3 separate regions of the Homo sapiens genome follow, and all the other regions are linked to region 3. Evidence: chromatin loops called from intact Hi-C (ENCODE). Cell type or tissue: heart left ventricle. All regions are shown on one strand.

Region 1 (2,500 bases), 190 kb before region 3:
ACCTGGGCTACATCCATGCTGGAATCACAGCTCAGCGGCCGGACGGCAGTGAGGTCATTGGAGCCCAGCAGGGTGGAGATGATTCCATTCTGGTCAACCTTCCGGATCATGGTGGCATCGACAAAGTACATGAGCCCATTCTTGTCTACTGCAATACCTGAGCAAGACAAGCGGTGTGGATTTATCTCTTGGAAAGGTGTAGGATTGCGGGGTGGAGGTGGGAGATGAGATGCCTTGCTGAGCACTCTGCTTAGACCAGAGACCTTACTGGAATTGATTAGTACCCTCAGAGCAGTGGTTCTCAGCCTTCTAACGCAAGATCCTTTCCCATGGGCACTGTGCTGGGATTTGTATAGTTCCTAGGGTGCTGGCTATATCACCACCTTCTTCCCTGCAACTGACGAAAGCATGCTCCTTGGACTGCAAATGAACCAAGGCCGCAAATGAATGAAGCAGGAAATAACTTTGCATCTGCTCTCCTTAGAAAAGAAGTTATTTCCTAAGTTCATTACCCTAAACATTATTAGTAGTAAGTTACTTGAATATACTTCACAACCGATTGCAGCAGTAATGCTGAGAAATGATGATTCTTGTAGTTACAAACTCCTAATTCAAGGTGTATGCTTCAGGAAGTATTCCCAGTTAAGCTTGACTCCAATCAGCACTTCAATGCCCCAGGGGGACACTGGGGCCTAGCATTCCCCTGTTGCAGCAGGGCTGGAAAGGCACAGATATGGCTTCTATTTATTTTGTGTCTTTGCCCCAGTGCCCAAGTACAAGGCTTTGCCTCCTTAATCCATGCTGCCCTGCTGCTTTCACAGTAGCTAAAAATGCTAACAGGAATTGGACTCTCAGATGACTGCTCCTTAATGTTAAGTATTTTTAGTCCTTTTCAAATAGAGACCCATGGGTTCCCAGAACTCCTCCATCCTGGACCCCTGGAAATTATACCCATTCTTAATTACTACCATTTATTGGGCATTTACAACATGTGAGGCACTGCACTTTCGACTTCATACACATTTGCTGTCTACCACGGAAGTCTGGGCGTGGCCAGAGGCCCCTCGCTGGGCTTTGTTCTGTCTCCAGCCCACACAGCTGGCACTGTGGCCCATGGAGCCAGGATTTCCTCTGATTCTCCTGACTGGCAGCAGTCAGAAATCTCCAGGCGCAATCCCCTTCACTTTCCACTTGGAGCCTATGTGCATGATAAAGTTTTCTTCAAATAAATAAATAAGGTTTTCTTTTTCTTTTTTGAGACGGAGTCTCGCTCTGTTGCCCAGGCTGGAGTGCAGTGGCGCGATCTCGGCTCACTGCAAGCTCCGCCTCCCGGGTTCACGCCATTCTCCTGCCTCAGCCTCCTGAGTAGCTGGGACTACAGGCGCCCACCGCCACGCCCGGCTAATTTTTTGTAATTTTTAGTAGAGATGGGGTTTCACCATGTTAGCCAGGATAGTCTCCATCTCCTGACCTCATGACTGGTTTTCTTTTTAAACACCCATCCACACACCAAAGCAATCTATCTGAGTTAAATGATTACAGGGAAAGCTGTGTTTTGGACTGCTGGACTTAGTTAAGTTCTGATGAGAAGAAAGCCAAGCTGGTGGCAAAGCTTTATCTGGGGCGGGAGACTCTTCCTTGATGTCCTTTACCTCTCGGGCTCATCAGGGTTGCATCTATGGCCTTCCCTCCATCCCCGCAGCGGGCTTCATCAAAGGGTAGACACTGCTCTCCCGTCCCTGCCACAACTTCCGAATTCCCAGCCAGGTCTTTGGTTCCACTCAGAGACTTGACGCGGTAGATTCTCCTGCTGTTGGTGTCGGACACGTAGAGCGAGCCGGACACGGGGTCCACTGCCAAGTAGTACTTGTGTGCTGGGTTGTTGCTTTAGTAGAAGAAGCACAAAGAGAAATGAGGAGGGGGCTATGGAGCTGGCCTCCTAGATCAAAGGAATGACAAAAATCCTAGCAAGACGCTTACCTTCTCTAGTGTCTTTCCACTTTAGTGAACTGGAAAGAATCTAACATCAAACTCAGTGTTCTAACACATCATGGTTCTTAGCTACTTCTAATTGGACTTATGCTTCTTATGCTATTAGAAAATTCATTTCCCACCATGCTAAACAACTGTTGCTTCATTTAGCCAGTACGAGAGCTCCCACTCCGATCCTGTTTTTGTAAGCAGGATAGTTATTCAAGACCATCTACAGTCCATGTGTGTGCAGTCTCCTTAATTTCCCCTTGAGGGCTTAGTGTATTCTCAAGTGGGATAGAGGAACACTTCCATGTGACAATGTTCTCATTTTAACCTATGCTTCCAGGGTACTAGGCCATTAATACCAGGGTGACCTGGAGTTTTCCTAATTTTATCATGGGAAGCACCCCATAACCGCCCCCAATCTCCAGGCTCAGAGCTTGCTTCTTTACTGCTCTTCAGTGTGGACATGGATAAAGTTGGCATTTAGTGTAAAGAAATGTGGGTATCTTGCTGGTACTGTGTC
Region 2 (2,500 bases), 300 kb after region 3:
CCCTTTCTATTTCATTTCCCTGGGCCTATTTCTTTGATAACACTCATCACTCATGAAAAATACCTTACTGAATTCGTCATCTCCTTCCTACTCTACTGTCTTCCCTCCTTCCCTCCACCCAATAGAATGAAAGTTGGGCATCTTATTTGTCCTGTACATCCCTCTTTCCCTAGCACCTAAATAATGCCTCAACCATAGTAAGTGCTCAATGAAATATTTATTAAATGAATACATGAGGACTTCATGAAGTAGAATTTTTTAAAACCCTGTTTTATACATGAAGAGATTCAGAGACATTAAGAAACTTGCCCAAAGTCACACAGTAAGTACATGGGAAAAAAAAAAAAAACTAGTAATTTATCCACAGATTGTCTTTTCCAAAACCATTTACAAGGCTGCTGTTGGAGAGGAAGGCAAGTCACACTGAGGCCTAACGGGTGTACTACATAGAAAGTTTGCTATTTGTGCTAGTATTTACCAATATTGTACTGATATAAGATGCAATGAGATATATAAGACAAGAATGGGCAAAAGCAAAAGAAACAATCTCTGGTCTCACTGCAACAATTGTCCTGGTTAAATTACAGAGTACCCAGGAAACTTAATTCTCATCAAACAGGTACTGTCAGCTGCACAGAAAGTCAGAAGGGCTGTGGAACTCATATATTTATACCTCAGTGTGTCTGAACACTAAAGTTCACAGCCTTCTGGGACACCATCTTTTACATTAGATTCACGTTCCTTAGCAGAGTGCAAATCCCATTTTGCTAAATAAAGGGTTGTCAGAAAGGGCTCCATGAACAGTAATGCCTGCTTTCGTTCATTCATTCAATAGATATTTACTTGAGCACCTACTACATGCTTGGTCTAGAACCTGAAACTGCAGTAGGATGCAGGAAGAGAGGGAGGGAGCCTTGTGTACACTAAGAGGAAGACTATTAGGACAGGGAACAGCAGCAGCAGAGGTCTTGAGGTGGGAGCATATCCAGCATATTTGAGGCACACAGCGAAGTCCAGGGGTGCAACCAAAAGAAAGTAGGCAGAAGAGGAGGTCAGAGAAGAAACTGAGTTCAAATGGTGGACAGCCTTCCTGCTAGATATAAGAGCCTTGGCTTGTATCTCGAGTGAAATGGGAGGCCATTGAAGACAGATCAGAGCTCACGTGTCAGGCGCCCTCTGGCGGTTTTGCTGAGAATGCACTTATGAATGAAGGAGGAGCCGGGAAAAGACCTAGCCTCAAGTGCAAGGGTGGGGAGACTGGAGAATTCGGTACATTCCAGAAACAGAAAAAGCCCAACATGACTGCACAAGAGTGAGCAAGGGAGAGAGTGGCACTAGATGAGGACTCAGGGGCCAAATCAGGCTGGGCGTCTGGAATGAACTTTGAATATAAGGAAAGTCACCATGCAAGGATGTTTTAATAAAATAAGCCCAGCACCTTGGGCAAAGAATGAACTCCTAACTCTTTCCTTAGCCAACAGTGGGACCTAAAAATGTGGTTTTCAGGCACAGACTAAAAAATAGCCTTAATTTTTTTAAAAGCATGCCAATAGGGTTATAATCACTGAATACACAACCTCAGGTGTATTTAATGACAGACATAGTGGTTATAATGTTAAAGTCCTTGAGGGATATAGAAATCTAACACTATCATTCTAGCTCCAAAGAGGGTTTTTGTAGTTGGTTGCCTCATCACACTCTCACTACCAATAAACTGCCTCATTTCTCCGTGACTACTCATATTGGACAAAGACATTTTCTGATATTTAGGAGAAAGAGACCTAAAATTGAAGTAGAAACATATTTGAGAACTTAGCTCAAAAGTTGTTTTTTTTTGTTTGTTTTGTTTTGTTTTGTTTTTTGAGACAGAGTCTCACTCTATGGCCAGGCTGGAGTGCAGTGGCGCAATCTCGGCTCACTGCAGTCTCCTTGTCCCGGGTTCAAGCAATTATCCTGCCTCAGCTGCCTGCCTAGTAGCTGGGACTACAGGCGTGCACCTCCACGCCCAGCTAATTTTTGTATTTTTAGTAGAGATGGGGTTTCACCATGTTGGCCAGGATGGTCTCGATCTCCTGACGTCATGATCTGTATCCCTTTTTCTTTTTCACCCTCAACAAGAATCCGTGAATTCTAAAAACTAGTCTATTAAAAAATCTCTATTTCTATATATCTATATCTGTATCTGTATCTAAATCTATAGCTGTATCTCTACCTATATCTATGTATCCATCTATCTATTTATCTATCTATCAATCTATCTACCTACTTATCTCTTGGAAAATGAGCAACTCTTTATTCTGACCATAGCATCCTTTGCATTAGATTGCCTGGTTTGATATGCTGCAAGAACAGCTTATCTCTGATGGAGTTCAAAACCAAATATTAACGGCTAATCATGCAGCGAGCCACAGGCACATGCTTGCTGACACCAGTAATTGTCTGCTTGTAGGAGTCAGTGCCTGAGGGGAGGCAGAAGTCACTCAGTTGAGCTTCTCTAAGT
Region 3 (2,500 bases):
TGAAGAGTTGTGGCGAAAAATGGGCCCCAGAGAAAAAGCCGGATGCAGCGCCTCATGGCCAAGGGTGGCTAGACAATGAAAACATAACCTGCTCTGATTTCTTTCAGTAGGATTTGGGAGACAGTTAGGGCTTGGCACTCGTTGAAAACTGTTTTTAAGAAGCCTTGGGACAAAACCAATTCAATAACTATTGATGTTCACAATCTGTCAACTTCTCCCCTAGGGGTTAAAAAAAGACCCTCAGAGCAGAGAGCAAATTGGGATGTGGAGACTCTCGGAGTGATACCAGAGAGAAAACTCCAGAGGAGCGGAGCTCCCGGCTGCTCTTCTCTGCGCTGCATCCCCAGCCCCCGGCACGGTGCCTGCTCATGCATGGTGCTTAATGAATATTTGGAATGAATGGATGAGTAAATGAATAAACAAAGGTCATCTTTATTTATACCACCAGGAGTACAATATTGATTTTAAAATGAGAAAGATTCCTAAAATGATCACTTAATTGTTATATCACACTAGACAATCTCTAGGTCTCAGTGTTCCCATCTGCAAAATGCAGTTGATGACAGTATCTTGTGATGTAGGATTGTTTAGACAATTAGATGAGAAGATGAACAGAAAGGGCCTGTTACCACTTAGGAGGGGGTAGATCTCACCCCTTCCCTTTCTTTTTTGAAATTGGATAGGTCACAACTCTGTTCCTAATCATTTCTGTTACTTTTGCAGCATTCAGTGGAATCTGCCTTTAAAATAGAAAAAAAAAAAAAAAAGATTTCAAATATGTAGGACAGTCTGTTTCTTAAAAAATCTTATGGTCCTTTGAAAATGATTGTTTGACCTGCTGAGTGCAGCCAGTGTTGGGGTCTCTTATGAAACTTGAGTGTGCACTGTAACAGGGGGAGCCATGGTTTTTCTTGAGTGTGAGTTCTGTAGATTCAGATACAGAGTAAAGACATGAAAACCAAAACGTGGAATAAATATTCAGATACAGAGTAAAGATATGAAAAACAAAACGTGGATACCAGGATAAAGCAAAAACTCCAAACACGCAAGGAAAGGAAGGCTGTGGGTTTCAAGAACCCAGTGACTTGAGGAACCTCGGGGAGCTGGGTGGATGCCTCGAGAAACCAGAGGTAAGAACAGCCACCATGGGTCACTCCACTTTGGTGTGCAACCCAATCAGTTTTAAATCATTTGCTCCTTTAAGCAAATACTGCTGCTGGTTAGTTATCCAGTACATGTTTTTAATTACAAGCTGAAAAAGTCATTCTGTAGCCCTGAAACCAGTGCCCTCATGCCTAAGAAGTGCTTTTTAATATTTATACATCTAAAGAGGGTTTGCCCTTCCAGACATAGAAAATCATTAGGAAGCATTCTCAGGAGGATATAACTTTGGTCAAGGTCATGCACAAATCTAAACTTCAAATTTAAGCCAAGGCTTACCAGTAGGTGCCACTTTTGTGCCACAAACGATTCCTAGCCTGCTCCTGACTTTCTAGGTTATCAATTTTTAAATAGAGGAAAGGAACAAAAATATGCTTGTGAGACAATTCTGAGCATATAAAAGTTGAAGAAACTTTTCTTTTTTTTCCTCGTTCCTTGGCACATCTATTTAATAGAGCTTTTTTGATTTCACTTTTTTCTTCCAGCACAGCAGATGAACGGGTGAACCAAGGAAACTGCACTCAAAGAAATGTCTTGTAACGGCTCTAACTTTGGTTTGGCATGTCACCTTTCTAACGATATCAGGCAGAGGAAATATTCCGTCAAAGCTGTGAGTGTGGAAGGAAACAGCCTGGAAGGGGTCCAAAGACACACTGTATCTTAGCAACTTTGGAGGTTCAGAAAAGCCAACATATCAGTTTGGGAAGCCGGCGGGTGGAGGTTCCACCCTACCCAACCACGAATCACTGAAAGACACTCCCCAAGGTGAAGACGCAACCGTCTTCAAGATCTGCCACCTAAGCTGCTGAAAAATCAAATGGCTCTCAGTGAGCAGGGAATGATACTCTCATGAAAACAAGATAAAATGACGACGTCAAAAACCCAAAACAGGAAACAATCATAACCAGGTGAAGTCAAACACAGAATGACTGAAAAATGCCTTGCAGGAGCATGTTGGGCCAATTAAAAATGTTAAACAAGCACAAAATTAACTTCCACAAGAAGCAAAGGACAGCAGGAATGTGGGTACTGTCTATTCCAAGACCTTCGCTTGAGGTCTAAGGGTCTGGGTTTTGGAGAATCCTTCTTTCTTATCTCTGGAGAATGGGCGAACTCTAAATATCCACTAAAGAAGTCTCGGGTGTCACCTTGTAGCCCCTAACCTTGTCTTTTGTAGCAAAGTGGCAAGTATATATTTGGGTCGGGGGAGGTCTAAATGAACTTGACTGATATTGACCTACATCCTCGACATTCTCTTCCCAATTTGATGCTGATTGTAAATCCTAACAATCTAAACCCTGGCCCCTCTAAGCACAATTCTGAAGCCCAGTGTGGATCC

Evidence for each region. Hi-C counts contacts between places; a loop is a spot of excess contacts. Peaks named below come from ENCODE experiments on the same cell type or tissue, not always from the same donor. Only the 100,000 strongest peaks of a DNase experiment are listed, where the experiment ranks them.
Region 1: a loop joins it to region 3, with 5 times the contacts of the local background. A loop is called at or near these places in 3 of 110 quality-filtered maps.
Region 2: a loop joins it to region 3, with 9 times the contacts of the local background. A loop is called at or near these places in 37 of 110 quality-filtered maps.

The regions. Positions count from the first base shown.
Region 1 is chr5:168,214,425-168,216,924 of GRCh38, reverse strand. It overlaps TENM2 (teneurin transmembrane protein 2), which reads right to left. Exons shown (of 31, transcript NM_001395460.1): 23 at 1,653-1,885; 24 at 3-157. Among named protein-coding and RNA genes, the nearest start is that of TENM2-AS1, 17 kb to the left of the region's middle. In heart left ventricle, no CTCF peak of the experiment used is centred here; a DNase peak (open chromatin) is centred at 1,073.
Region 2 is chr5:167,722,138-167,724,637 of GRCh38, reverse strand. The region is part of intron 4 of TENM2 (teneurin transmembrane protein 2); the gene reads right to left. Among named protein-coding and RNA genes, the nearest start is that of TENM2-AS4, 63 kb to the right of the region's middle. In heart left ventricle, CTCF peaks have their summits at 965 and 1,172 (motif pointing left); a DNase peak (open chromatin) is centred at 1,177.
Region 3 is chr5:168,020,043-168,022,542 of GRCh38, reverse strand. The region is part of intron 7 of TENM2 (teneurin transmembrane protein 2); the gene reads right to left. Among named protein-coding and RNA genes, the nearest start is that of TENM2-AS3, 68 kb to the right of the region's middle. In heart left ventricle, a CTCF peak has its summit at 1,429 (motif pointing right); no DNase peak of the experiment used is centred here; H3K27ac peaks cover 1,892 bases.